Linked DNA regions of Homo sapiens: region 1 is linked to region 2. Evidence: read pairs that join two places in POLR2A ChIA-PET (ENCODE). Cell type or tissue: PC-9. All regions are shown on one strand. Links, peaks and the distances in the headings refer to the core of each region. The heading gives the core; the rest is flanking DNA. Region 1 overlaps CEP20 (centrosomal protein 20). Region 2 overlaps ABCC1 (ATP binding cassette subfamily C member 1 (ABCC1 blood group)).

What was found. Peaks named below come from ENCODE experiments on the same cell type or tissue, not always from the same donor. Only the 100,000 strongest peaks of a DNase experiment are listed, where the experiment ranks them.
Region 1: POLR2A ChIA-PET joins it to region 2 with 12 read pairs; 6 of 35 experiments call an interaction of 5 or more read pairs at or near these places.

What each region holds. Positions count from the first base shown.
Region 1 is chr16:15,866,086-15,880,798 of GRCh38, reverse strand. CEP20 (centrosomal protein 20) reads left to right here. Exons shown (of 5, transcript NM_144600.4): 3 at 911-995; 4 at 7,172-7,308; 5 at 13,283-14,713. The coding sequence ends at 13,359. It also overlaps the pseudogene RNU6-213P. Among named protein-coding and RNA genes, the nearest start is that of CEP20, 15 kb to the left of the region's middle. RefSeq lists enhancers at 1,033-1,327, 768-1,967. In PC-9, for the core only: no CTCF peak of the experiment used is centred there; a DNase peak (open chromatin) is centred at 10,598.
Region 2 is chr16:16,066,274-16,081,912 of GRCh38, reverse strand. It overlaps ABCC1 (ATP binding cassette subfamily C member 1 (ABCC1 blood group)), which reads right to left. Exons shown (of 31, transcript NM_004996.4): 13 at 13,611-13,757; 14 at 10,184-10,271; 15 at 5,512-5,587; 16 at 2,435-2,561. Among named protein-coding and RNA genes, the nearest start is that of ABCC1, 120 kb to the right of the region's middle. RefSeq lists enhancers at 5,735-6,451, 6,452-7,169. In PC-9, for the core only: no CTCF peak of the experiment used is centred there; a DNase peak (open chromatin) is centred at 7,242; H3K27ac peaks cover 2,589 bases.

The sequences.
Region 1 (14,713 bases), core at 6,714-14,713, 200 kb after region 2:
GCCAACAGGAGGCTGAGCTCAGGCAGTGATGCTAGTGATGGGCAGCAGCTGTAAACACAGATCAAGCTTCCCTCACTTGCTTGCCCACTCCTCACCTCCTGCTGTGTGGCCCAGTTTCTAATCTGTGGCTCGGGGGTTGGGGACCCTTGCTGTAGATGGAACCGTACATGATGTAGCCTTTTGAGTCTGCCTTTTTTCACTTAGTGTAATACATTCAAGATTCAGCCATGTTTGTTTTTCCTTTGAACACTGTTCTATTGTGTGGCTGTGCTAGTTTGCTCATCTATGACCAGTTGATGGGCATTGAGTTGTTTCTAGTTTTAGCAGTTAGGAATCAAGCTGCCATAAACATTTACATACAGGTTTTTGTGAGAACATAAGTTTTCATTAATCTTGGGTAGAAAGCTAAGAGTGAGATTGCTGGGTTGTGTGGTTAAGTGCACGCTCACCTTTATAAGAAAACTGCTCAACTGTTTTCCAAAGTGCCTGTACCATTGTGCTTTCCCACCAGCAAAGTGTGAAAGTTCCAGCTGCCCCACACTTCAGGTTAACTTTAATTTTTATTTATAAGTATTGTCACCAAGTGGATATTCTTTTCAAAAATAAGTTATTGATAAACAGACTTCCAAAATTTAGTATTATAATTTGGATATAGAAATGGTATTTTTCCAACCAAACACTGGGGAATTTAAAAAGTGAATTTATGTTAAACTGTATTAAGACATGCATTTAACAAAAGAGATATTTTGAAAGTCATAAAATCACAGGCAATTTGATCTGTCTTGGTGTGTGTTGTCATCATTCTTCCAAAATCTAAAAAGTGTATGTCTGGTAAATGTGATTCTTTTCAAAATCTTATTTGCTTTTTAGTTTAATAGACTGAGTGTTCTCATGAATTTATTTCTCCCAGAATCTGGTCAACCTGTAGTTCCGTTGGACAGACAGTTTCTCATCCATGAACTAAATGCATTTGAAGAATCAAAGGATAATACAATGTAAGACATTTTTTTAAAGAAGTTTCCACATATTGTATTGAGTCATAATTGCACCATGGTGGTTTTACTTCATTTTAATTCAAGTATTTATTCAGATCTAGTGTGTGTCAAGCATTGTCCTAAATCCAGGGTGTGCAGCAGTGAATAAGTCAGATGAGATCTGTGTTTGCTGAAGCTACAATTACATGGCTTCAGAGTGACTCAGCATCTTCTTTCTGGAGTTAGCTCCTTTTGACTTCTTGATCCTTTGTCCTTCTAAGGCTTTGTTTGTTTTTTAATTTATAATTTCAACTTTTATTTGTATTTTCAAATTATTTTTGTAGAGGCAAGGCCTCGCTTTTTTGCCCAGGCTGGTCTCGAACTCCTGACCTCAAGTGATCTTCCTGCCTTGGCCTCCCAAAGTGCTAGGGTTGCAGGTGTGAGCCCTCCATGCCTGGCCTCTGAGACTTTGCCTTGTCAGTTGTTTTCTTCATATTTAACTCTTCCTTCACTCCAACTTAGGAATGTACTCAGATCTCTCCTCTCCTAAAACAAAAACAAAAACAAAAACAAAAACTATGAACTTCCAACCCCAAGCTTCTGCTCGAATACCTTTTTCTACCAAGATTACTGAATCAGCCCACTGCTTTCGTTACTATTACTCTGTCCTTTGCCCTCTGTGTACCTCCTCTCACCAACTATGCTCTTGAAAAGGAGGATGACCACTTTCTAGTTTTCTTAGTTTTTTTCTATTTCAGTGTTTCTTAAACTTTTTCTGGAGAGTCCCTGTATAGCCAAAAAAAAAAAAAAAAGTACATAGGAGACCTGAGAACATAGCTTAAAGCAGCCTTTTTTTAAATCTAGAACTTTCTTTGAAGCCTTACGTTTTCTCATCCTAAAAGTTCTTAAGGCCAAGTGAGGTATCTCGTGCCTGTAATGCCAGCACTTTGGAAGGCTGAAGTGGAAGGATCACTTGAGCTCAGGAGTTCAAGACTAGCCTGGACAACATGGGGAAACCCCATCTCTAGCCAGACGTGGTGGCTCATGCCTGTAGTCCCAGCACTTCAGAGGCTGAGGCAAGTGGATCACCTGAGGTCAGGAGTTTGAGACCAGCCTGGTCAACATGGCGAAACCCCATCTCTACTAAAAATAACAAAAAGATTAGCAAGGCATGGTGGCGTGTGCCTGTAGTCCCAGCTGCTAGGGAGGCTCAGGCATGAGAATCGCTTTAACCTGGGCAGCGGAGGTTGCAGTGAGCCAAGATCACACCACTGCACTCTAGCCTAGGTGACAGAATCAGACCCTGTCTCAAAAAAAAAAAAAAAAGTTCTGAAAGTTGTTTGCTTTACTATATAAATGTTTTAAATGACATTCCAGTTAAATCTAACTCTCCCACAAATCCTTGTGTAAAATTAATGTTCCAGGATCATATACTACCTTTGTCATTGTGTGTATAGTGAAGTCCCTGTTGCTTAGCGTAGCACTTTACACCTCTTTCTACCCGTCTGTTGTTCTATCTGCTCACACCTGATTTCTGATTATGCCTGGAAGACACTTTGCAACTTTATGCTGCTTTGCCTTGTAAACCATTCCCTTATCCTAGAAGCCCTACATCACCTTTCTCCCTCTTCTATTGGAGCATCTTAACTTCTATTGGAGCATCTTTCCTTTCTGTTGGCCCTGTTCAGATAGTAACTCCTTTATGGCATTTTCCTCTTTCTCTTCCTCTCATCTTCCCTTGTTTCTTTTTTTTTTCTTTTTTCCTTTTTGTGAGATAGGGTCTCGCTCTGTCGCCCATGCTGGAGTGCAGTGGCCCCATCTCAGCTCACCGCAATCTCCTCCTGGGTTCAACTGATTCTGCCTCAGCCTCCTGAGTAGCTGGGATTACAGGTGTGCACCACCATGCCCAGCTAATTTTTTTTCATATTTTTTTGTAGAGATGGGGTTTCACCATGTTGGCCAGGCCGGTCTCGAACTCCTGGCCTCAAGTGATCTGCCCACCTCCACCTCCCAAAGTGCTGTGAGGTTTTTTTGTTTGTTTTTTCAAGGCAGGGTTTCACTCTGTTGCCCAGGTCTCTAGAGTGCAGCGGCTTGATCATGGCTCACTGCAGCCTCGAACTCCTGGGCTCAAGCGATTCTCCCACCTCAGCCTCCCATGTAGCTGGAATTACAGGCATACGCTGGCATGCACCATCATGCCTGGCCAATTTTTGTATTTTTTTTAGAAATGGTGTTTTACCATGTTAGCCAGGCTGGTCTCCAATTCCTCAGCTCAAGTTATCCACCTACCTTGGCCTTCCAAAGTGTTGGGATTACAGGCATGAGCCACTGCACCTGGTAACAAGTGTTTTGAAAAGTATAAAAATTGTATAATTGAGAACAGTGGGAAAAATAATTGGGGGAATCTAAGCGTGACTTAGGATGAGCAGTGAGTTATTACATCATTTAATACAAGACATCATTTTACATTTAGCAGTTGATGGAAATAAGCAATGACTATTACTGGCTTCTTGGTAGCTTTTGAGATACCTACTTCAGATGAAAGTATTAAGAAGTTTGTGCTCACTTTAACAGCACATAAACTAAAATTGGAGCGGTACAGAGATTAGCATGGCCCCGGCAAAGGGATGACACGCAAATTCGTGAAATGTTTGATATTTTTTTAAAAAAGAAGGCCGGGCGCATTGGCTCACGCCTGTAATCTCAGCACTTTGGGAGGCCGAGGCGGGCAGATCACGAGGTTAGGAAATGGAGACCATCCTGGCTAACACGGTGAAACCCCGTCTCTGCTAAACATACAAAAAATTAGCCGGGCAAGGTGGCGGATGCCTGTAGTCCCAGCTACTTGGGAGGCCGAGGCAGGAAAATGGGCGTCAAACGGGGAGGTGGAGCTTGCAGTGAGCCGAGATCGTGCCACTGCACTCAGCCTGGGCGACAGAAGCGAGACTCCGTTTCCAAAAAAAAAAAAAAAAGTAAGTTTGAGAGAGGATGAGGAAGCAAAAAAAAAAGTTGCTAAAACGGCTTTATTTTTTAAAAGTTAGGTAACTTCTTTAAGCCCTTGTTTCTCACACTTCAGTGATTGGCATTCACAGAGTTTGCCATAGTCACATATTACTCATATTATTTACTTACAGATCTGCAGTGCTGCATCTGAAACCACTGAGGCCAGATACATGTTTGAAAATCCAAATGCTGTCGGGTTTTAAAATGACATGCCTGTAGTCCTAGCTACTTAGGAGGGTGAGGCAAGAAGATTACTTAAATCCAGGAGATTGAGGCTGCAGTGAGCCATGATCTTGCTGCTGCACTCCAGTGTGGGCCACACAGCGAGAGTTCTTTTTTTTTTTTTCGAGACAGAGTCTCACTCTGTCGTCCAGGCTGGAGTGCAGTGGCGTGATCTCGGCTCACGGCAACTGCCGCCTCCCAGGTTCAAGCGATTCTCCTGCCTCAGCCTCCCAAGTAGCTGGGACTATAGACGCATGCCACCACGCCTGGCTAATTTTTTGTATTTTTAGTAGAGACGGTTTCACCGTGTTAGCCAGGATGGTCTCGATCTCCTGACCTCATGATCCTCCTGCCTCGGCCTCCCAAAGTGCTAGGATTACAGGTGTGAGCCATCGGCCCAAGACTTCAATTCTTTAAAAAAAAAAAAAAAGTAATATGGTACATCTACCAAATACTACATGTATGTGCCAGGGAGTCCTAAAGTAGTATTCCACAATCACATTAATATTTTCTTTCTCTTTTTTTTTTTTTTTGAGTGCAATGACATGATCTCAGCTCACTGCAACCTCTGCCTCTTGGGTTCAAGTGACTCTTCTGCCTCAGCCTCCTGAGTAGCTGGGATTACAGGAGCATGCCACCACACCCGGCTAATTTTGTATTTTTAGTAGATACGGGGTTTCTCCATGTTGGTCAGGCTGGTCTTGAACTCCCGACCTCAGGTGATCCTCCTGCCTTGGCCTCCCAAAGTGCTGGGATTACAGGCTTGAGCCACCACACCCAGCACATTAATGTTTTCACACAAAGTAAGATAAAGTCTGTAATAGCCTTGTTAATAGCCTTGTTAGGTCAACCCTTGCCATCTGATGATTTTTTGCCAGATATATGAAGAGAATCCAGTTTTCAGAATTTTGCATTTCAGAATTACAGGCAAGTTATTGTGAGGCCGCACTTTTCTTTATCTTTTTGAAACTTATTTTAAAAGATAAACCTTAATCCATGAATTTGCAAGTTGCCTCTCCCTTCTGCACTCAAGCGATCCTCTCACCTCAGCCTCCCAAGTAGCTGGGACCACAGGTGCATATTACCTTCTGTGGCTAATTTAAAATAAAATTGCTGTAGAGCTAGGGGACTCGCTATGTTGTTCAGGCTGTCTCAAACTCCTGTTTGAGGCCAGGCTGGCCCCCCAAAGTCCTGGGATTACAGGCCTGAGCCCCCATGTCCAACCCAAAATTTTAATCACAAGTACATTTTTTTGAATATTTATTTAAAAAATAAAACTTTTAACATTTAAAAATCATCTTGAACCAGTTAACACTTTGGGGAAGATTAAAGTAAACAAAGAGACCTGTTTTATATTACTAGGTGACGCTTTCATAAGAGTTGCGGCATCTTATTAAATAAAGAAACTTACTTTCCTGGTTTCCCTGTGGCATGGAAAAATTAGTGTGATATTATTCCAGAATTTGGTAGCTTAGAACAACAACATAGATTATTTGTGGAATATTCGGGGATTTGGGATTGGCTTAGTCACGTAAGTCTAGCTCAGGCTCCCCCTTGAGGTTGGAGTCAAGATGCCAGCCAGGGTTGTAGTCGGAAGCCTTGAATGTGGCTGAACTATCTGCTTCCAAACTCATAATGATATTGACAGGCGGCCTCAATTCCTTACTGCATGTAACTTTCCAGGGCTGCTGAAGTGTCCTGAGGCATCTGACTTCTCCCAAAGGCAGCAATCCAAGAGAGAAAGCAAGGAGGAAGCTGCAGGGCCATTACCACGTGGCCTCTGAAGTCAGCTTTGTGCCAGTTAGAAGTGAGTTCAGCTCACACTCAGAGGGCAATGAGATTCCATCTTTGGAAGGGAGCGTCGTACTGTAAACCATTATACCAGCTAGTAAATAGATACATATCTCAAAAAATAAATCCTCCCCACAAATATATACACCTACTATGTACCCACAAAAATTAAAAATAAAGATTAAATCCTTTTAATTGTGTTTTCAAATTTGAGATTGGAAACAAAGGAAAACATTTCCATTGTACCACTCTTGATTGTCAGCAGAGCAGCTTTCCTTGATGCAAGAGTACTAATATAAATTCCCAGGCAGCACACTGTAAGGAAAACAATATGGGATTTGGGGTTCAAGTGTAAACTTTGTTTACTATCTGGGGGAATCTCTAGCAAATCTCCTGGCTGTGGTTTTCTCCTTTATAAATTGCAGTTGATGATCTTGACATTACACGATGAGGATTAGATGAGAAGAGGTATACGTTCTGTAAACTATAAAGAAGATTTTAAAATAATAGGTAATGTAAATATTAATCTAAATAAATGTTAGCTACACAGGAGCTAACATTTATATACCATTTCATATGTGCCAGGCACAGTAAAAAACACTTGACATTTATTAACTCATTTAGTGCATAACAGCCCTATAAGGGAGGGACGGTGCTTATCCTAATTTATAAAGGAAGAAACATTTATGAGGCTGGAGAGGTTAAGAATCTTACACAGAGTCCCACAGCTAGCAAATGGCAAAGCCAGAATTTGAACTCAGGTCACCTGGCTCTCAGGACCTAAGACTTTTTCAGGGCAAGGACTTATTAATCAAGAGGTGTTTATTGAATACCTGTTGTGTATTAGATGGGGTTAGGTATTGGGAAATACTCTACTGGACTTTGGAGTTTAAAAGAGATTCCTGTGGATTGATAGAAATGATATTTCAGTGTAGATGAGGTTTAAGTTGTTAACATGTTTTCTCTGGGTTTTAAAATTGTCATGAAATTAAGTGGTACTCTTAAATTTAAAAGTATGAACAATTTGCATTTTGGATAATCATGCCGCTTTTTAAAGTCTAGTGAATCACTTGGTCTTTTTGATGTCAGAGGTTACCTTTTAAAGAATAAATGTTTTAAGCTTTTCCCGTTTATGCAGATTTATTAGCTTTTGGTTTTGTTTTGTTTTCTTCCTGCTATAGACCTCTTTTATATGGGATTTTAGCCCATTTCTTGCGTGGAACTAAGGATGGCATCCAGAATGCATTTCTGAAAGGGCCTTCACTTCAGCCTTCAGACCCAAGTCTTGGCAGACAACCTAGTAGAAGAAAGCCAATGGGTATGAGTTTTCCAAGATTCATCATTTAGCTGTCAGCAAATATGTTTTCTTCCTATATATTTTTCTTTTGGAGTCTTTACTGAGCTTTTGAGTCATAGTTTAATTCTGCTTATATCTAATATGTCTAGCCTATGTTACTCCAAGAAACAGAATGCTTTTTGTAAAGAATCTTGGACAGGGAAGGGTGGGAGGCATAACTGGGCAGAATTCTTAGATGTAATTTCTTTATAGAAGTATTTAAAACTCTGGGCTAGGCACAATGGCTCATGCCTGTAATCCCAGCAGTTTGGGAGGCCGAGGCAGGTGGATCGCTTGAGGCCAGGAGTTTGAGACTAGCCTAAGTGACATGGTGAAACCCCATCTCTATTTTTTTAATTAAAAAATTATATTAATTAAATTTAAAAAAAAACAAAAAAATACTGAAAACTCCAATTTTCATGTAAATTGTAAGTATTTGGAGCAGCTTAGATCCTTGGTATACTGAATAAATAGCTTTTTATCAAGTGATTATTTTTTTTCCTCTCCATGACTGCAAAATAAAAGGTAAGATTGCTAAATACAGATAGAGAAGTCATTTGCATTTTTAGGATACTGTTTATGTTACAGTGGAAGTTACCTACAAGTTACAGATTGTTAGGAGAATCGCCCACATTTCTTTCAGATTGCCTGTTTTTTAAATGAGCTTTTGGTAGCTTTTAAATTTTTATGTATTTTTTTGAGACATAAAAATACATAAATTTTTATGTATTTTTTTGAGACATAAAAATACATAAATTTTTATGTATTTTTTCTAGTCACTCTGTCGCCTGACTAGAGTGCAGTGGTGCTATTATAGCTCACCGTAACCTTGAACTGCCGGGCTCAAGCAATCCTCTCACCTTCTTGCCTCAGCTTCCCAAGTAGCTAGGACTTCAGGCACCACACCCAGCTAATTTTTTAATTTTTGTGGACATGGAAGTCTCAACCGTGTTCACTAGGCTGGTCTTGAACTCGGTCTTAAGTGATTTCCCACCTCAGCCTCTCAGAGTGTGGGGGTTACAGGCACGAGCCTGTACCTGGCCCTGACTTATTTTGATTATCCCAGCAATGGGATCCCATTTTCACCATTTGAATTGAGTGGGTTATAGCTCAGTGTTTTCAGTTGTGGTAGAGAGCTGATCAATTTTTTTTTTTTTTTGAGACAGAGTCTCGCTCTGTCGCCCAGGCTAGAGTGTAGTGGTGTGATCTCGTCTCACTGTAAGCTCTGCCTCCTGGGTTCATGCCATTCCCCTGCCTCAGCCTCCCAAGTAGCTGGGACTACAGGCGCCCATCACCACACTCGGCTAATTTTTTGTATCTTTAGTGGAGACAGGGTTTCCCTGTGTTAGCCAGGATGGTCTTGATCTCCTGACCTCATGATCCGCCCACCTTGGCCTCCCAAAGTGCTGGGATTACAGGCTTGAGCCACCGCGCCCAACCAAGAGCTGGTCAATTTTTAAGGACAGTTAAAGGTGGGGTTTAGGCTGCCAATTATCAGAACAAATGTAAATCTTGAATGTTGACACGAACTTTTAGGAAACTTTTAGGAAACGCCTAAAATGTGGATTGCCTTTGTAGTTTCCTAAACTGCTATGACCAGTAGTGACCGTGTTAGATGCTTGGTGTCTCTTGAGGTCTGAAAGTAAACAGTGAATCAGGATAACCTATTTTGGAGGTGGTTTCTGACTGCACTAGGAGATATCTTTCTATATATATTAGAATGCTGAACTGGATGGAACGTTGGAAAATAAGTCATTCCCATCTACTTATTTCATAGTTGAGAAAACTTTAAGAAGGTTCCAATACTAAGAGGTTAAGTAACTCAACTAAGACCTGTAGCAGATAATTAGTAGCAGAATCAGCACATTTGATTGCTGTTCCCGTATACCTTTCCACATATAGATTATGGAGAAGTTTTCCAAATTCTCTTTTTAGGGATTGGTAAGGAACTGACATTACTGCCTACTAATTGGCAAGTACTTAACGAGCAAAATAAAACATTAATAGTGCAAGTACATGAGTAAATCTCTAAATTTTTTAAATAGTAAAAAGTTCCCTTTAACTTTCCTTTCTTCCTTCTTGCCTCTCCCTAACTCCTCAATTCTTCTCCCTTTTTATAGAAGGTGTCCCTGTTAGCAGTTTGCAGGGTATTCTTTGGGACTCATTTCTATTTTATTTTATTTATTTTATTTTATTTTATTATTATTATTTAAATTTTAGATGGACTGTCACTCTGTCACCCAGGCTGGAGTGCAATGGCACAATCTCACCTCACTGCAACCTCCGCCTCCCAGGTTCAAGTGATTCTCCTGCCTCCCAAGTAGCTGGGGCTGCAGGCATGTGCTACCACACCCGCCTAATTTTTGTATTTTTAGTAGAGATGAGGTTCACTGTGTTGGCCAGGCTGGTCTCCAACTCATGACCTCAGGCAATCCACCCCCCTTGGCCTCCCAAAGTGCTGGGATTACAGGTGTGAGCCACTGCATCTGGCCATGCCCAGCCCCTTCGGGACTCATTTCTGTGTATTTAAATATATATACATTGTTATGGTGCACGTTATCCTGCAATTTGCTTTTTTTTACTTGTTGATACGTGTAGATCTCGTTTTTAACTTTGTTTCATATTCCAGAGTATTATTACAATCATCCTTTTTTTAATTTTAGAGATGAGGTCTTACTCTGTCATCCAGGTTGGAGTGCAGTGGCACAATCATAGCTCACTGTAGCCTCAAACTCCTGGGATCAGTCTTTCCACATCAGCATCCCAAGTAGCCGGGACTATAGGGGTGCACCACTGCACCTCGCTTATTTTTTAATTTTTTGCAGTCAGGGTCTTGTCCTGTTGCCCAGGCTACTCTCCCACCTTATAATCACTCTTATTTAGTTTTAAATATTTTGCTTTTACGGTATTGTGATGTAACATTGTATCTTTGTCCACACATTACAGTATTGTGATGTAACATTGTATCTTTGTCTACACGTTTCTCTTGTGTGGATGCCTAAAGTAGAGTTGTTGGTTCAAAGGATATGCATATTTAAAAATGTAGTAGATATTGTCTAATTCCCCTCCAAAAAGGCTTTATCAGTCTATACACTTACCAAGAATATATGACAATATGAGTTTCTGAGTTCAGTTGTCACCAGTGGATATTGTACACCTTAACACTTCTTAACACAGCAACCCCAAGTCATTGATACTATCAGTCCCATAAAGAAAAATAACCGCTTGAGAAATAACTTTCTGGTTTGTAAGTTTCATAATCAGCCTTGTTAATACTCACGGCTCATGACTAGTAAGAAAGTTATAAGGAACACTATTTCCTAACCAATTTCTGTTCTTCTGAGATGAAAGCGGTAGATTACGCATACACCATAGAGAGAAAGGTATTTATGGAGGGAGGGAGGGAAAGAGACACCTAGACACACGACCTGTACACCACTAAAGTGCCAGGAACATCAGAATCGAGTTCAAGTCAGTAAAGCCACCTTGGGTGCCTGTTCTGTGGAAAGCTCTGCAGACAGCTCAGAAATGAGGATGACTGCTGAATGAATCGGGGAAGAACAGTGATTTTGCAAATTATTTTCTTGGTCATCAAAAATTTTATTGACACAACCTCTTTGTGTAGTGCCTTGAAAGTTGTCAGCCAGAACTGCATCATGTTTCAGTAACACACTTAAGCTTTCCATTTACTTCCTCAACTCTAGCTTACTGTCTCCGTAACTCTTATTTGACAGCATTGAAAAGGTTATGAAGATACTAAAATCCTTATTCTACATCACAGCACCTTGTCTCCACAGAAGCTCATTCAACAGAAATATCAAACCCTGAAACTAAATTGGCTTTTACTTGAAAATAAGTTCAGGCCAGGCCACGGCAGCTCACCCCTGTAATCCCAGCACCTTGGGAGGCCTAGGTGGGCAGATCACTTGAGGTCAGGAGTTCGAGACCAGCCTAGCCAACATGGTGAAACCCTGTCTCTACTGAAAATACAAAAATTAGCTGGACGTGGTGGTGTACGCCTGTAGTCCCAGCTACTCGGGAGGCCGAGGCAGGAAAATCGCTTGAACCCAGGAGGTGGAGGTTGCAGTGAGCCGAGATTGCGCCACTACACTCCAGCCTGGGCGACAGAGCGAGACTCTGTCTCAAAAAAAAAAAAAAAAAAGGAAAGAAAGAAGTAAGTCCAAAGCATGCCAAGATGAAAAAGTGCTTCTCTCATCCAAGTTTTCAGTGCTGAAAAAAAATGAAGAGGGTTTATGTAGGCACACCCACCTTTGAAATGACAGCCAGTGCATTTGTACTGCTGCTGTTAGTGCTTGTAATCTTGAAGGCAAAGTAGTTTTTGCTATTCAACTTTATATATATATACACACACACACATTTTTTTTCTTTTTTTTTTTGTTTTTAAGAGATAGGGTCTCACTCTGTCTCCCAGGCTGGAGTGCAGTGACACAATCATGGCTCTCTGCAGCCTTGACCTCACAGGCCCAGGTGATCCTCCCACCTCAGCCTCCCAAGTAGCTGGGACTACAGCTGGGACTACATTCCTGGCGAAGATTTTTATTGTAAATGAAAGACCAGATTTTTATAATAGGGACAGTCATCAGCTTAACTTTATTGCACATCTATCAAGCATAGTAGACTTCATTTTTTATAACACTTTTCTAGAAGACCTAAAATTGTTACCTTCTGAGGAAATTGTTAATTTTTTTTCTGTCCAGCAAAGTTACCTAAAATAAAGGGAGAGAGATTTCCATCTGTTTTCCAGACCCTTAAAGTAGTATTGGCACTGAGAATAAGCAGCTGAGAACTAATAAAGCGTGTGTATAATCACATTGTAGAATTAGAAAACCCAGTGATAAAATTGCATTTTCTAGCAGCTTATCTAAATTTATGTATATATTTTTTCCTATTATCAAAGTTGTTGCAAGAAAGATGTTTTATCAGTTGTAGAAAGTGTTTGGGGTTCATATATTCTCAAGAATCTAGTTTTTGCATTACATTTTTGTTGCATTAGGATATTAAGTCTCTAGGTTCTTTTTTTTTCTTCTCGAGACAAGAGTCTTGCTCTGTCGCCCAGGCTGGAGTGCAGTGGCACGATCTCGGCTCACTGCAACCTCCACTTCTGAGTTCAAGCGATTCTCCTGCCCTCAGCCTCCCAAGTAGCTGGGATTGTAGGTGCCCGCCACCACGCCTGGCTAATTTTTATATTTTTAGTAGAGACAGGGTCTCTATCTCCTGACCTCAGGTGATCTATTTGAAGTGGTTTTCATTGTGTTGTAATTGAAGAGCTTTGGCAACCCTCAAAATGCTGATTGAACACCTTGTCCTTTCTTGCAAATTTCATTCCTTACATGTAAGAGAGAGGTTTGTAACTACTTATGCATGGGTTTACTGCAGGTTGTACTCTACTCAAAAAAAAAGTCAAGAAACTCTTTTGAATAATTAGAGTCCCTAATGCCAGACATTTCTGATTTCTTTCTTTTTTTTTTTTTTTTTTTTGAGACCGAGTTTCACTCTTGTTGCCCAGGCTGGAGTGAAATGGCACGATCTTGGCTCACTGCAACTTCTGCCTCCCAGGTTCAAGCAATTCTCCTGCCTCAGCCTCCCGAGTAGCTGGGATTACAGGCGCCTGCCACCACGCCCGGGTAATTTTTGTATTTTGAGGAGACACGGGGTTTCACCATGTTGGCCAGACTAGTCTATAACTCTTGACCTCAGGTGATCCACCCACCTCGGCCTCCCAAAGTACTGGGATTACAGGCGTGAGCCACCACGCTTGGCCTCTGATTTCTTCAATAGTGTTTAAAAAATAATGGGTTTTTTTCATTGTCCTAAACCATCTAAAGTACTCATAGAATATTAAATATGTAACATCCTAAGATATTTGTAGCTATGTCTACCTATCTGTGTGTTTTGACTTGGGATAAGTATTAACATTGGTTTCTGTGCATTTCAGATGACCACCTAAGAAAGGAGGAACAGAAAAGTACTAACATTGAAGATCTTCATGTTTCTCAGGCAGTCAACAGATAATGCTTTGTTTGGGGTATCTTTTGTCTTAAAATTGTATTATTAATTAAATAACTTATTTATTGTCCCAATGTTACCAAAATGCACCACTAATGTTTGTAGAAATTGGAGTTTCTACAAAACACCCCTCATGTTTAACTACATTTGTGAATAAAAGCTAACTCTTGTCATCTAGCTTATTGGATTTGACTTGAAAAAAAAAGTATTGTTTTTACGAAGTATTTTTTGTTTTTTTGAGATGGAGTCTCGCTCTGTCACCCAGACTGGAGTGCAGTGGCACGATCTCGGCTCACTGCAATCTCTGCCTCCCGGATTCAAGTGATTCTCCTGCCTCAGCCTCCCAAGTAGCTGGGAAAACAGGCCTGTGCCACCACACCGGAGTAGTTTTTGTATTTTTAGTAGAGATGGGGTTTCACCATGCTGGCCAGGCTGGTCTTGAACTCCTGACCTCAGGTGATCTGTGTGCCCCAGCCTCCCAAAGCGCTGGGATTACAGGTGTGAGCCACTGAGCCCAGCCATTTAGGAAGTATTATAAAGGCCCTTAAAGTTTGTAAGGAAATGAAAGGGCTTTGTATTACCTTTTCAATAGGCAACAATGTACTTTTTCTTTCCTTAGACTTTGGCTTACTGGAAGATTTAATTAAAAGGTAGAGGAGAAGTAAATTTGCTGTAATAATTTTGCTGTAAATAAAACAAAGAGTTTATTTTATTAGATAAAGAATGTGAAGTAAGCATGAAGAGACAGGCTTTGGGAGAAATACCAGAAAGGGATTTTTCAAAGATGGCATTGTTTAATCTCCGTGTGGCCCTCGGTTGTGCAATCACAGATGAGCCAGAAGAGGGCCAGCCCCCTACTTGTTTGGGCTCCGAAACTCTTACCAAACATCAATTTTTATTCTTGGGATAGAAAAATAGTATGTGCTATCTCTAATACGCTACTTCGATATTTATTAAAGAAGTATTTTTAATGTAGTGTCCACAGGCTCATTTCATTGAAAACAACTGACTATGATGATAGACAGCTCCTGATTGGCAAAAGTTCGATGGTATATTCAGAATTAAATTTTGCCTGCACACCTAAACACTGACAACATTTAGCTTAAAGGTTTTCCATGGAGAAGAGTGGTAAGAGCTGTAGTTAGCAAAATTGGCATCCTCTTTAGGGTGTCAATTCTGTGCTGCTTTGCAAATTGTTGAAACTTTTGATTTTCTGTTTGGCAATGCTAGTCAGTGTTCACTTCTTACAGATTAGCCAAGAATTTTTATCTAAATGCAGAAACTTATTAATGAAATCCATTTAAACTATACTTACACAACATTTTGGGAGGCCCTGCTGGTAAAATTATATATGGATGCA
Region 2 (15,639 bases), core at 4,018-12,017:
TGAGTAGCTGGGACTAAAGGCACACACCACCAGGCCCACTAATTTTTGTATTTTCAGTAGAGACGGGGTTTCGCCATGCTGGTCAGGCTGGTCTCAAACTCCTGACCTCAGGTGATCAACCTGCCTCAGCCTCCCAAAGTGCTGGGATTACAGATGTGAGCCACCGCGCCCAGCCAGAAGATTCTTGAATAAGGGAATTCTAGAGAGGGCAAAGCTGACAGCAGGTCCCAGGTACCCTCATTCTTACTCTAAATTCTCAAATAATTAACCTGCTGACTTGAATATCCTAACTTTTAAAAAGCCAAAATGTCAACAGTGGTGCCTTACCATAGAACCCACAGAAATTTCAGACATAATATACACAAACCACACCAACTAAAACATTTGGGAAAAGATAAATATTTTATATACATTTCTAGCACTCCCCTTACCTAGGCCAAACAACCAATAATAAATAATCATCTGGCCTGAAATGCTAATAGTGCCAGGATAGCAGAAAGCTGGGGTTAAGGAAACAGAAAGCAATGTGGATCCCATCGGGATTTGGAATTTTCTTCCATTAATCTAGCTCTCATGGTTCATTCATCTTATTTTATGGCAGGAACTTGAAAGTAATGATAAAACATTTCTTAAAACAACAGCTAAAGGTCATTAATTTGGACCCAACCACAATGTATACTTTCTAAAGGCACTGTATAATCAAAGAAAGGGTTTTGCTCTGAAATAAAAACAATGTCATTAACTAGGCCAGGAGCGGTGGCTCACGCCTGTAATCCCAGCACTTTGGGAAGCCGAGATGGGGAGATCACCTGAGGTTAGGAGTTCTAGACTACCCAGGTCAACATGGTAAAATCCCGTCTTTACTGAAAATACAAAAATTAGCCGGGTGCAGTAATGGTGGGTGCCTATAATCCCAGCTACTCAAGAGGCTGAGACAGAAGAATCGGTTGAACCCAGGAGGCAGAGGTTGCAGTGAGTCAAGATCACACGACTGCACTCCAGCCTGGGCAACAAAAAAAACTCTGTCTCAAAACCCACAACAACAAACAACGTCATAAACTTGACATTCCCAAAGGCAGATTCCAAGAGACAAATGTGCAGTTGCACAGACACTAAAGAGGTGCGGACAAGTACACCTGGGACACATAAGGTTAAACAGTTAATAGATTTTTTCTCCTTGCAGGACTTGTCAGAGCCTTTAATTTGCTAATGTTTACTGTAAGTCTCCAAGAGGGAGGGGGCTGGAGTATGCATTATTTCCCACGCTTCTTTGAGCCTGGGGTTCTTTATCGCCCAAATGTCCTGCAAGATGAGCTGGCTGCAGACCACACTCCTGGAAATGCTGGTAGCAAAACTTCCAGGGACGTGTCGTTACACTAGGAAAAGGCCTTCATGGGGAGTGAACTAAATGCAAACAAAGGCTGTTGATTTCCAGTGGGGATTATTTGTAAAGGAGCCTCTTAAGCTCACTCCTGGGGAATTTCAACTTACTTCAAAGTACACTGTGTATTTAAAAGCAGTAAAACTGCAGTCTTCTTTTAGCTCCATATTAAGAATTCAACACTAAAAATTTAAACTGTTCCCTTTAAAAAATGTTCTAAGAAAATATTCCAACCACATAAACATTTTTGTTTTGTTACATTTATAAGAATAGATACTCAGAGATCCATAAAGATAAAGAACAATCCAAAAAGACCCAAACAGACCAAGAGACACTCAGTGACAGGCAGAGACGCAAGGGAAGGAGACACAGGCTGCGTACCAGGGAGTCTTCGTGTGTCTACTAAGTATTTCTTAAGTGGCCAAATGCGGTGGCTCACACCTGCAATCCCAGCACTTTGGGAGACAGAGGTGTGCAGATCACTTGAGGTCAGGAGTTTGAGACCAGCCTGGCCAACATGGTAAAACACCGTCTCTACTAAAAAAATATAAAAATTAGCTGGACATGGTGGCGCATGCCTGTAATCCTAGCTACTCGGGAGGCTGAGGGAGAATCGCTTGGACCCAGGAGGCAGAGGCTGCAGTGAGCCGAGATCACGCCACTTCACTCCAGCCTGCGGGACAGAGCCTGACCCTGTCTCAAAAAAAAAAAAACACAATAATAATGATAATAATAATAATAAAATAACAGCTTAATAAAGAGGTAACAAAATAAATATTTATTAAGTGCCTACTATATACTGGGCACTATTTTAAGTGCTGGGAGACAGATGGAAATAAATGATACCAAAATCCTGCCTTCTAGGACAGCACGGAACAGAACAGAAAGAACGAGAGAGAAAGAGACAGTGGAAAGATACAGGAGGAGGAGGAAAAGAGACGTTGCTGCTTTCGCTTCTGGCACAGGGACAGTCAAAAGAAACACCATCATTTCTGAGCTTTTCCTCAGACCACCAGCTTCCCCACTGCCCCTCCCCGCTGGTCCTCATCCTACCTTGATAGCCACGTGCCCCTCCACTTTGTCCATCTCAGCCAAGAGGGCTGAGAGCAGGGACGACTTTCCGCAGCCCACCTGGCCCACCACGGCCACCAAAGCACCTTCGGGGATGGAGAAGGTGATGCTGAAACGACACAACACACCTGGCTCAGCCACGCTGAATGAGGCCTGCCGGGCTAATGCCCATGGCCACCGAGCCTCAATTTACCCCAAGTAGAGAAAGAGAAAGACAGAAGGCAAGACTGTACTAAACACTGAAGGCCTCAACATTCCTTCCATTTCTACTGCTGAGTTCAGTTCAGTGACCTGTCTCAGGGGGCCTCCAGGTGGGAGGCAGGTGACAGGTGTCCCTTAGAGAAGTGAGGCAGGGAGTAACCTGAGGGATCCTGTCACAGTGGGCTTCTGGAACAGTTTTTGCCCCTCGGAGAGGCAGAAACTTTACTGGGGGCATGACGCAAGGTCTGAAAGGAGAGGACACCTCAAGACAAACTGGGGCCGGACACGGTAGCTCATGCCAGTGCTGGTAATCCCAGCACTTTGGGAGGCCAACGCAGGCGGATCACGAGGTCAGGAGCTCGAGACCAGTCTGGCCAACATGGTGAAACCCCGTTTCTACTAAAAATATAAAAATTAGCCAGGCGTGGTGGTGGCAGGGCCTGTGGTCCCAGCTACTGAGGAGGCTGAGGCACAAGAATCACTTGAACCCAAGAGGCGGAGGTTACAGTGAGCTGAGATCGTGCCACTGCACTCCGATCTGGGCAAGAGCGTGAGACTCTGTCTCAGAAAATAAATAAACCAAAAAACTCTGACAAAAAGCAGGAGTGTCCCACACACAGAAACATGTGGAGAGCCGGAGAAAGGTGTAAAGGGGTGAAGGCACAGGGTGTAACCAGGGATGCGATGGCACTGAGGTAGGTAGTGGCCAGACCTGGGAGCACCTTGAAATATGCCCTGGAAGGACGCTGTGCTAAGACACCTGAACTCTGCCAGCCGGGAGCCACCAAAGGGTTGAAAAGGGAAACGCATATGAATAAATCTGAGTTGAATTTCAGGAAGATGTCTCTATTGAAATCATCCTTTAACGAACAGCAGAAAGCAAAATAAAATAAGCTCAGCATTCACCCAGTAAGACCGGCTGTCAATGGGGCAGGTCAACCCCAGGCCACTCCCACTGCCGACGGCACCTCCAGAGCAGGGTTTCCATCCTCCCAGGGAAGGGAGGGCACATCCAAACCTTTGCTGGACTCACTTATATGGAATGTGCTTTTATTTTTTATTTATCTGTATTTAGTTACTTAAGTATTTATTTATTTTTTTGAGACAAGAGTCTCACTCTGTGGCCCAGGCTGGAGTACAGTGGCTCAATCTTGGCTCACTGAAACCTGTGCCTCCCAGGTTCAAATGATTCTTGTGCCTCAGCCTCCCAAGTAGCTGGGATTACAGGCGAGCGCCACCACATCCAGCTAATTTTTGTATTTTTAGTACAGATGGGGTTTCCCCACATTGGCCAGGCTGGTCTCGAACTGCTGACCTCCAGTGATCTGCCCGCCTCAGCCTCCCAAAGTGCTGGGATTACAGGCATGCACCACCATGCCCAGCTAGTTTTTTTATTTTTAGTAGTGACAGGGTTTCACCATGTTGGCCAAGCTGGTCTCAGACTTCGGACTTCAGGTGATGTGCCCACCTTGGCCTCCCAAAGTGCTGGGATTCTGTGCTTTTTAACTGCCACCTTTCTGATTTCAGAGTATTAGTGGAAATGCTGATAGTCGTTGCTGTCACTGATTGTTTCATTCTTATGACACTGCTGCATGGTGACACTCATCAGGCTTTTTGTTCCTGTGCTGGGAGGGGAAAGGATTATGGGGCCTGAGTGGGCAGGAAGCCCAGTGAGACAATACCTGCCACTGTCCACGTGAGACAGTACCTGCCACTGTCCACGTGAGACTGAAATATTCTTACAGGCTGATGAGAGAAAAGGGTTAGAGAAAGGTTCTGGGGGCTCATGGGGGGAAGGTAACTGAACAGGAAAACCACTGGGTCAGGAAAGGGACACAGATACAGATTAGTTGTGCAGCTCAACAAGACAGAACAGCTACAATTGAAGCAGGCAGGATTTAAGTTAGACATAAGGAAGAACTTCCTAAGCATGCAGTACCCCCATGAATTTTCAATGCAGGCCTTCTACAGATTGTTTTCTCTGGAGAGTTTCTCTCCTTCATCATAAAATACAGCAGTGATTTGGCTACCCAGGCATGAGCTAAACCTCTAAAAGGGTCCCATCACCCCTGTGTTTTGCGGATTCCTTAAGGGGGCCTAAAAAGCTGTTGATCAAGGCCTCTGGTCAGAACAAAATGAGAGGTGCTTGACAAGTTGCCTGGGGATAAGGTCAATTTCCTAGACATCATGTGCTTTGGAAAGGTAAGGACTGTAGGGTGTGGGGTGCCAGATAGAAAGCTGGCAAGAAAGGGTGAGCTGGGCAGCTGAGGGGCACTGGAGTTCAGCAGCATCACAGCCCCTGACTGAGACTGGCCAATCAGCACACTCAGTGTCTGAAGGCATAGCGATTGCCTCACAGAGGGCACAGGACCCAATCTGGGTCAATAAGAAGCAGGCAGTTCTCCTAACAGTGGGATACACAGTGGGAGCTGTTGGGACCATTTACCATCACAAGGGGAGAGGATGCGTGAGGATAAAGCAGACCAGGAGAAAGTGAAACACAGAAAATATGAAGAAAGTTCTGACGGCAGAGTCCCTGGATCACACCGCACCTGAAAGTAGAACTTCCCAGTTACGCAAGCCAAGAATCTCCTGTATTGTCTAAGTCTAGCTGTCCAAGGCTGCTGTAACTTACAATCCCAGGGAACCCTCTGTGCTAGGCATGTGTGTCTGCTTCTCACGACAGCCTAAGCAGGTGTATCTGCACCCATTGTCCAGATGGGTAAGCTAAGTCTTAGAAAGGCAAAGTGAGTTGTTCAAGGTCACAGAGAGGGAGCACGGTGGGAATTCGAATCCACGTTTAACAAAAGCCCTGTGGCTCTCTCCACACCATCACGTGTGTCCACGTCCCGGCTTACCCATTCAGTGTGGGAGGGTCGCTCCTGGCCCAGGTGAATGTGGCATTCCTCACGGTGATGCTGTTCGTGCCCCCGCCTACAAAGCACAGAGACATGTCAGGGACAGGCTGAGCTGTGCGACTCCACATGCACAGAACACTCTCTTTCTCTGCTTGAATGGTTCAACCCCAGACGCTTGGCACGAATGGCGCTAGGCATTATTATCTGGTGACATCAGCCACGGGTTCTGAAAGAAGAAACTCAACCTGCAGTTCTGGAGGCAGCCCCAGACCCAGAAAGCAGAAGGAAACTGCAAGCAGCTTTGTCCTTGTAAGATGGGGTTGCGCCATCTGGACGATCATCTTGGGAGATGACTGCAGAGGCGGGGGCCGCATGAGAATTACTCAATGCTCTCGATGCCCTGGCCCTTCTCAGGCAGGTTCGGGGCAGCTCCAGCTGGGAGGGCCGAGCAGTGGCCAAGGTCAGTGGGAAACAGCTGGCGTCCACATGCAAACCTCTCTCCACTGGGGTGGCCAGCATCAGACCGCTGGGCCCTCCTTGAGGTGCAAAGGGAGGTCGTTCACCCTTCTCCCCAGGTCCTCTGTCTTCCTCCCCCAGCCACACCACTCTACACACAGCACATCACAGCAGGTGGATCTTTCTAAAACATCCATCACGATAAACTCAAAAAAAGAGGATACGGAACAGGAAGTGTGGTACGAGGGCACAGGGAAGGGGAGAGTGTCGGAGACAAAGCCCACGTTAACTGGTTCCATGTTTCTGTCTTCTCCTGAGACAGGATCTGGCTTCTGCACCCAGGCTGGAGCGCAGTGGTGCGATCTCGGCCTACTGCAACCTCCATCTCCCAGGCGCAGGCGATTCTCCCACTTCAGCCTCCTGAGCAACTGGGACTACAGGATGTGCACCATCACACCCAGCTAATTTTTTTTTTGTATTTTTTGTAGAGGTGGGGTCTTGACATGTTGCTCAGCCTGGTCTCGAACTCTTGGCCTCAAGTGATCTGCTTGCCTCGGCCTTCCAAAGTGCCGGGATTACAGGCATGAGACACCATGCCCGGCCAGCTCCACACTTCTAAAGCTCCTAGCACCTCTGTCTTCTTTTACTCTTCTTCCTGTTATTTTCCTTTTACTTCATGTCTCTCACTTAAAACAAAAGCAGGCCAGTCGCAGGGGCTCATGCCTGTAATCCCAACACTTCGGGAGACCGAGGCGGGCAGATCACCTGATGTCAGGAGTTCGAGACCAGCCTGGCCAACGTGGTGAAACCCCATCTCTACTAAAAATACAAACATTAGCCAGGTGTGGTAGCGCATGCCTGTAGTCCCAGCTACTCGGGAGTCTGAGACATGAGAATCGCTTGAAACCAAGGCAGAGGTCGCAGAGAGCCAAGATCGTGCCATTGCACTCCAGCCTGGGCAACAGAGTGAAACTCTGTCTCAAAAAAAAAAAAAAAAAGAAAAAGAAAAAACAGAAAAGCAGCTCTCTGAATTATGAGCCACCTTAAGACCATCTGGAGATAATACAGGAGTATTTTTTGTTTAAGTTGTCAAATGAAGAAATAACTTCCTCCATGCATCAAAAAAACAAAAAACCTAGAGAGAGAGGAAGGTGCTGGTTAACCTAGATTAACTTTCTCCCTCAGCTCTTCTACGAGTGGACGTGGAATGAGGAAACTGGGAGTTGCTATTTAAGGAATTTAAGAAAAGCCACTGGAGACAGAGAGGTTGCAGAGAACGGTTAGCTTGGGAGCTGGGAGCAGCCAAGGGGGCCCCCACTGGCTAGAGCGTGCTAAACATTCCAGGAAGTCCAACCACCTAGGAGGCCACTATTAGGGCAGGAAGGAGGGGCTGGGGTGCGGGCGGCACCCAGGGGCCTAGGGGTTTCCTGATGCTTGCATTGAGCTGTGAACAACTTCAGTACCAAGAAACCACCCCCCACCCACCGCCGGCCACCTCAAATTTCAGCCTGTGGTTAGCAGAGAAATTTGACCCCAGAGTAGATGGAATCATTGCCTTATGATGTGAGGGGATGTGGGACACTGGGACAGCAGAAACCAGATGACCACAGCCCAGGAGTGTTGGGAGGAAGAGTCCAGCATCCACTTGGGCCACGGTTCTCAACTGGAGGTAACTGTGTCCCTCAAGGCACATCTGGCAATGTCTGGAGCCATTTTTGGTTGCCAAAATTGGGATGGATACTACTGTATCTAATGGGTAGAGTCCAGGGTTGCTGCTCAACATCCCACAGTGCACAGGACAGTCCCCAACCACAAAGAACAATGTGTCTCCAGATGTCAGTAGCGCCCAGGATAAAAAACCCCACACCAGGGGGCTGAGCTGAAGATGCTGAGACCATCTCGCTCAGACCAGAGAAGTGACAACTCCCAGGATCTGTTTATCATCTTCTATGCACCAGGTGCTGTGTCAAACGTGTCAAACGTTTTAGGTGCCACTAAAGATACCTGAGCGCCTGCGAGGTGCCAGACACAGCTCACGCGGTATAACCGACGTTTACACACATTCAATCTTCTGACATTGGACTCTGGAGCCAGACTGTATGGGTTTGAATCCTGGGGCTACCACTTCGTACCTGGGTAGCCACAGGCAAGTTAGTTAACTTCTCTGTGCCTTTGTTTGTTTGTTTTTTGAGACAGGGTCTCACTCTGACACCCAGGCTGGAGTACAGTGGCATGATCATAGCTCACTATAGCCTTGAACTCCCGGGCTCAGCCAATCCTCCTGCCTCAGCCTCTCAAGTAACTAGGACTACAGGTGCACCACCATGCCTGGTGAATTTAATTTTTGTAGAGACGAGGTCTCACTACATTACCCAAGGTGGTCTCAAACTCCTGGCCTCAAGCAATCCTCCAGCCTTGGCCTCCCAAAGTACTAGGATTATAGGTAGGAGCCACTGCACCCAGCCTGTGCCTCACTTTTTCATCTGTAAAATAAGGCTGACAATCATGCAATCAACTTCAGAGGGCTGTGATGGGGTGTCTATGAGGCAGTGCACACAGAGCACTTCTCACAATGCTTGGCACATAGTAGGTGCTCAGTAAATCTCAGTGAGGCAACACCCTATGGCCAGGAAGAGCATGGACTCTACCGATGGGCTGTGGGTGTGAATGCTGGTTCTTCTTTTGATCAGCTGTGCAATCTCAGGCAAGTTTCAGAGACCAGTTTCTTCATCTGGAAAATGGGGGTTTCCATCACCCTCCTCCAGGGGTACCATGGTGAGTAATGGACAAGTTGGGACATTGACATCCTTGGAATGGCATGTGCATGACAGAGGCTTTATAAGTGAACGTGTCACTGCACTTAGTGCCATTAATATTTATTATTATTATTTTTTTTTTTTTTTTTGAGATGAAGTCTCACTCTTTGCCCTGGCTGGAGTGCAGTGGCGCGATCTTGGCTCACTGCAACCTCCGCCTCCTGGGTTCAAGTGATTCTCCTGCCTCAGCCTCCCGAGTAGTTGGGATTACAGGTGCCCAACACCATGTCCAGCTAATTTTTGTATTTTCAGTAGAGACGGGGTTTCACCTTGTTGGCCAGGCTGATCTCGAACTCCTGACCTCAAGTGATCCACCTGCCTCAGCTCCCCAAAGTGCTGGGATTACAGGCGTGAGCCACTGTGCCCGGCCTAATATTTATTATTAAGTGCCTAGAGAGATGGTTACAAACAACATCCCTGGCTCAGGGGGATGGGCTGGGAAACGATAAATTAACAAGCTACAAAACAAACAAACCTGCCAATAAAAATGCATGGCCAGGTGCAGTGGCTCACATCTGTCATCCCAGCACTTTGGGAGGCTGAGGCAGAGGGATCCTTGAGCCCAGGAGCTCAAGACCAACTTGAGGAACAAAGCAAGACCTTGTCTCTCCAAATAAAACAATTTAATATTGAAAAAAAAAAAAAGGCCAGGAGAACTGGCTCATGCCTATAAGCCCAGCACTTTGGGAGGCTGAGGCAGGTGGATTGCTTGAGCTAAGGAGTTCGAGACCGGCCTGGACAACATGGTGAAACCCTGTCTCTACAAAACATACCAAAATATTATCCAAGTATGGTGCTGTGTGTGCCTGTAGTTCTAGCTACTTGGGAGGCTAAGGTCAGAGGATCACCTGAGCCCACGAAATCAAGGCTGCAGTGACAGCTGTGACTGCACCACTGCACTCCAGCCTGGGAAATGGAATGAGACCCTGTCTCAAAAAAAAAAAAAAATCCAAGTAACACTCAGCCAAAGAAAGGTACTTTTGTTTCCCTTATCTAGATAAAACTGAGGCTCAGACCTAAGTCTACACAGCTTGTGGGTGATGGAGGCTGGCCAGCCTCCAGAGTCCTCATTTAGCCCAGAATAGAATCAAGGTCAAAGCCTTGGAAAGTGACTCCCACGGGGAAGCCTCAAGCAGCTGCTGACCCTCAGCAAGAAAACAAAAATGCAAGTGCAAGTTCACCCTCCTGGGAAGTGTGAGACAGGACAGAAGCCCAGGAGGCCAGGCTTCCCTTCCCTTCTGCAGGCTCTGCAGAACCCTTGTCCCCCGGGGTCTCGCAGACAAGCGGCTGGGCAGAGTCAAACCTGAGGGCAGCCAAGGGAAAGAAATGCAAGTAGGGAGGACCCAGTGGGAGATGGGAAGGCGGCCACTTCCAGAAGCCAGGACTGAACACACACACACCGTCTTTGACAGGCCGTCGCTCGATGCTGTCAGGTTCCAGCTCCTCATGGGAGAGAAAGATCCTCAGGCGTTTGAGGGAGACACTCGCCTGTACAGAGAGCAATGGCAGGGGAGAGTTATTTTTAAAAAGCATTTTTGCAAAACCAACCAAGGTTAACTTTCAAGGGTTTCCCCAGGTGTGGAGGGGCACACACCCTCCCTTATTTCTGAAGGTCCCACATTTCTTAGAACCAGTGTATACTTTAGAATTAAACAAAACAAAAAAAGAAACAGGTTTGGTTCTGCTTTGTTTTAAAAGCCCACAAAAGGTATTTCAGAAAAAATGGGCGAATGGCTGGGCACGGTAGCTCAAACCTGTAATCCCAGCACTTTGGGAGGCCAAGGCAGGCAGATCACTTGAGGTCAGGAGTTTGAGACCAGCCTGGCCAACATGGTGAAACCCCGCCTCAGCTAAAAAAAAAAAAAAAAATACATAAAATTAGCCTGGCATGGTGGCACGCACCTGCAATCCCAGCTACTCGGGAGGCTGAGGCAGAAGAATCACTTGAACCTGGGAAGGCAGAGGTCGCAGTGAGCCAAGATCATGCCACTGCACTCCAGCCTGGGTGACAGAGTGAGGCTCCATTTCAAAAAATAAATAAATAAAAATAAAAATAAAAGAAGAAAAGGGCAGAGGCCTGGTGGAAAAGGGACTCTGGAAACGTAACAGCAAATGCAACAGAGCCAATTCAAACAGCCCAATGGGACAGGCATTTCTGAGATATTCCAGAAAACTTGGATATGGGCTGAGTATTATTGTAAAAACTTATTGTTAGTTTGCTTAGACATGATGATGGTATTACATTATGTAGGAAGAAATGCATGCTGAAATATTTGTGGGTAGAATGTAAGGGGTCTGAGATTTGCTTTAAAATTATTCGGCAAAGAAAGGAAAGAATGAAGGGATAGATAGCAGAGTTTAGCATTAAAAACAAATGAAGGGAAAGAGGGACAAGGGAGGGATACTGAAAAAGAATGAGATAAATCAACTGTGGCAAAATGTTTTGGGTTTTTTTGTTCGTTTTTGAGATGGAGTCTCGCTCTGTCACCCAGGCTGGAGTGCAGTGGCGCAATCTCGGCTCACTGCAAGCTCCACCTCCCGGGTTCACAACATTCTCCTGCCTCAGCCAACCGAGTAGCTGGGACTACAGGCACCTGCCACCACACCTGGCTAATTTTTTTATATTTTTAGCAGAGACAGGGTTTCACCGTGTTAGCCAGGATGGTCTCCATCTCCTGACCTCATGATCCGCCCACCTCGGCCTCCCAGAGTGCTGGGATTACAGGCATGAGCCACTGCGCCCAACCTTGGTTTCTTTATTTGAGACAGAGTCTTGCTCTGTTGCCCAGGCTGGAGTGCAGTGGTGCAAACATAACTCACTGCAGCCTCAAACTCCTAGGCTCAAGCGATCCTTCTGCCTCAGCCTCCCATGTAGTCACTGCAGGCATGCACCCCACACCCATTTTGTTATTTTTTGTAGATTAAGGGTCTCATTGCCCAGGCTGATTTTGAACTCCTGGGCTGAAGCAATCCTACCACCTCAGCCTCCCACAGTGCTGGGATTACAGGCGTGAGCCACTGCGCCCAGCCAAAAAATGCCGATGTTGAATCTGAGTGATGTGTACACGGGGTTCATGTTGTATTATTTCCTTTCTTGGAGACTGAGTCTCACTCAGTCGCCCAGGCTGGAGTGCAGTGGCACAATCTCGGCTCACTGCAACCTCGGCAACCTCCACCTCCCAGGTTCAAGCGATTCTCGTGTCTCAGCCTCCAGATTAGCTGGGATTACAGGCACCAACCAATACATCTGGCTAATTTTTGTATTTTTAGTAGAGACAAGGTTTCCCCATGTTGGCCAGGCTGGTCTCGAACTCCTGACCTCAGCTGATCTGTCTGCCTTGGTCTCCCAAAATGCTGGGATTGCAGGTGTGAGCCATCATGCTTGGCTTTTTTTTTCTTTTTCTTTTTCTTTTAATGCCAGTTTACAAACTTTAAGCTATTCTACTTCTGTGTACACTTGACATTTTTCATAATAAAATGGATTTTTTTGTTTTTGACAAAGCCTGCTATCAGCCTTGTACTACCAAATTTTACGGTTGATTTGCCTATGTAGTTAAAATGGAGTTTTCAAAAGGGATGTTCGCAATGCTCGGAAAAAGAATGTGAAAACAGTGCAGAAAAGTGACAGGAGCTTCCAGTAGTGCCCAAGTGTGACAAAACAGAAAGCCACCCCTCCTTACACAGTCAATGGCAGGAATTTTAGAGATTCTACATGGTCTACATTGTTTCTAAAAAATAAAAACAAAAAACAAAAAAAAACAGGGTCTTACTCCCTTCACCCAGGCTGGAGTGTAGTGGTGAGACTATGACTCACTGCAGCCTCAACTTCCCAAGCTCAGCTGATCCTCCCACCCCAGCCTTCTGAGTCGCTGGGAGTACAGGGGCACACCACCATGCCTGGCTAATTTTCAAACATATTTATTTATTTATTTATTTATTTATTTATTTATTTATTTATTTTTATTTTATTTTATTTTATTTTTTTTTACATACAGGGTTTTACCATATTGCCCAGGCTAGTCTCAAACTCCTGGGCTTAAGAGATCCACCTGCCTTGGCCTCCCAAAGTGCTGGGATTACAGGCATGTACCATCATGCCCGGCCGTAAGGTTGGGGTTTTTCTTTTTTTTTTTTTTAATTTTGAGACGGAGTTTTTGCTGTGTCACCCAGACTGGAATGCAATGGCACGATCTTGGCTCACTGCAACCTCTTCCTCCTGGGCTCAAGCAATTCTCCTGCCTCAGCCTTCCGAGTAGCTGGGATTACAGGGACCCGCCACCACACCTGGCTAATTTTTGTATTTTTAGTAGAGATGAGGTTGCACTATGTTGGCCAGGCTGGTCTCGAACTCTTGACCTCAGGTGATCTACCCGCCTCAGCCTCCCAAAATGGTGGGAATACAGGCATGAGCCGCCGCGCCCGGCTGTAAGGTTGGGGTTTCTCAAAGCGTGGGTGGTCAAGACCTATCAGTGGGTTGTAAAATCAATCAAGTCAGACAAGAGCTACGTTTTTTAAAAAAAGGATAGGAATGGCGGAGGAACAGGCTGAAGAGAACAGAGTATTTCGGAAAGATTCTTCCAGAGCATGGGAAAGCCCTGCTGCATTAAACTTGATTCATATACTCAAGTGCGAGTTCTCTGTCAAGAAGTCAAATGTGTTTTCTTTCTTTCAGGCATGACCAGACGAAAGCATGGCAGCCTTTGTCCGGGCCTCATGGAGCCCGACCGGGAGTGTGATCTAGAGGCTGCGCTCGGGGGCACTTCCATGCTTTCGTGGCCTAGAACCCCAAGGCCCCCTCTCGGAAGTCGCCCCAGCTTCCCCCTGTACCTGCACGATGCTGCTGATGACCATGGGGAGAATGTTCAGGGGAAACCGGAGGATGTTGAACAAGGCCAAAGACACGAAGGCTGTCTGGGCATCCAGGATGTTGTTCTCGTCAATGGTCACGTAGACGGCAAATGTGCACAAGGCCACCTGCAAGCAGAACGCCCAGTGCTGACTGCTGTGCCCCGAGTGAGAGTCATCATCCTAGGAGCAGTGACAGGCCCTGGAGACGCGCTTGGGCCCTCCCCAGGTGGCCACAACTGACCAGCTGCTGGAGCTCGTGGAAAAACCTGGGGCAGTATCTGGCACATGGCAGGTGCTCACTAAACACTCTGGGAATGAACTGGATAAATCAACGACCGGGAGCCCAAAGAGCCGGCCTCTCCCATCAACTTTCTCAGAGATGTCCTAGAGGGGCATTCTTAGTATTCCTCAAAAGCACCAAGCACAATCCCCAAGCCAGGCCTTTGCCCCTGACGTTTCCTCTGCCTGAAACCATCTTCCATCCAGGGGGCCACCTGACTCCTCCCTCTCACCATTCAAGGGAGCTGTCTCTCCCACTTTACCCAAATAGCCCTGCCATCTGGCCATCGGCCCATGTATTTTCAGGGTCTCAGCACTGCCATTTCATTGTTACTTCCTGGAAGGTCATACAGCTTAAAAATAAAAACCATACACTTTGCCATATTTCCGCTGTGGGACCCTGGTTGAGTTATTTCACCTCTCCAGGCAAGCCCCTATTTTCTCATCTATAAAATGGAAGTCATGATAGGCTTTTAAGGGCTGTTGGCACTTATGTAGGGTGTTTATTTGCACAGGGCCCAAGCACAGTAAAACTCAACAGATGGCAGCTGTTTTTATTTCTTGTTGGAAGATTTGGTCCAAATTCCTTAGATCATTCTTCCAAGGAATCTATTAACGTGGTCACACAAGCGAGAGCCCGGTCCCACGGGAAGCCAGAGCTGGTTCGTGTTCTGGCTCTGACATTAACAAGACAGATGACGCTGAGCCATGGCACAGAAATTTTCCAGGCTCCGATGTCAAGAGGGAGGCAAGGTGCTCGAAACGACAGGGACGCATGATCCCTGGGTGCAGTGGTGCAATCATGGCTCACCACAGCCTCGACCTCCCGGGCTCAAGCATTCCTCCCACCTCAGCCTCCCGAGTAGCTAGGACTACAGGCGCATACCACCATGCCCGGCTAGTTTTTTTATTTTTGTAGAGACAGGGTCTCCCTATGCTTCCTAGGCTGTTCTCGAACACCTGGGCTCAGGCCATCTGCCTGCCTCGGCCACCTAAAGTGCTGGGATTACAGACATGAGCCACTGCACCCATCCTGGCTCCCATCTTCTAAGCGGTAACGCAACACTGGCATCTTACCTAAAGATACTTTTTTTTTTTTTGAGACACAGTCTCATTCTTTTGCACAAGATGGAGTGCAGTGGTGCGATCGCAGTTCACCGCAACCTCTGCCTCCCAAGGTCAAACGATTCTCATGCCTCAGTCTCCAAGTAGCTGGGATTATAGGCGCCCACCACCATGCCCAGCTAATCTTTTTGTATTTTTCTTAGTAGAGATGGGGTTTCGCCATGTTGGTCAGGCTGGTCTTGAGCTCCTGGCCTCAAGTGATCCGTCTGCCTCGGCCTCCCAAAATGCTGGGATTACAGGTATGAGCCACCATGCCCAGCCCAGAGATATTCTTTACTCGAAAGGGTCTACATGTATCTACATGATAGACTTCTCAACCATAAAAAGGAGTGAAATTCTTATACATGCTAAAACATGGATAAACCTTGAAAACATCATGCTAAGAAACCAGTCAGATGGCCAGGCGGGGTGGCTCACACCTGAAATCCCAGCACTTCGGGAGGCTGAGGCGGGCGGATCACTTGAGGTCGGGAGTTCCAGACCAGCCTGACCAACATGGAGAAACTCCGTCTCTACTAAAAATACACAATTAGCCAGGAGTGGTGGTGCATGCCTATAATCCCAGCTACTCAGTAGGCTGAGGCAGGAGAATCGCTTGAACCTA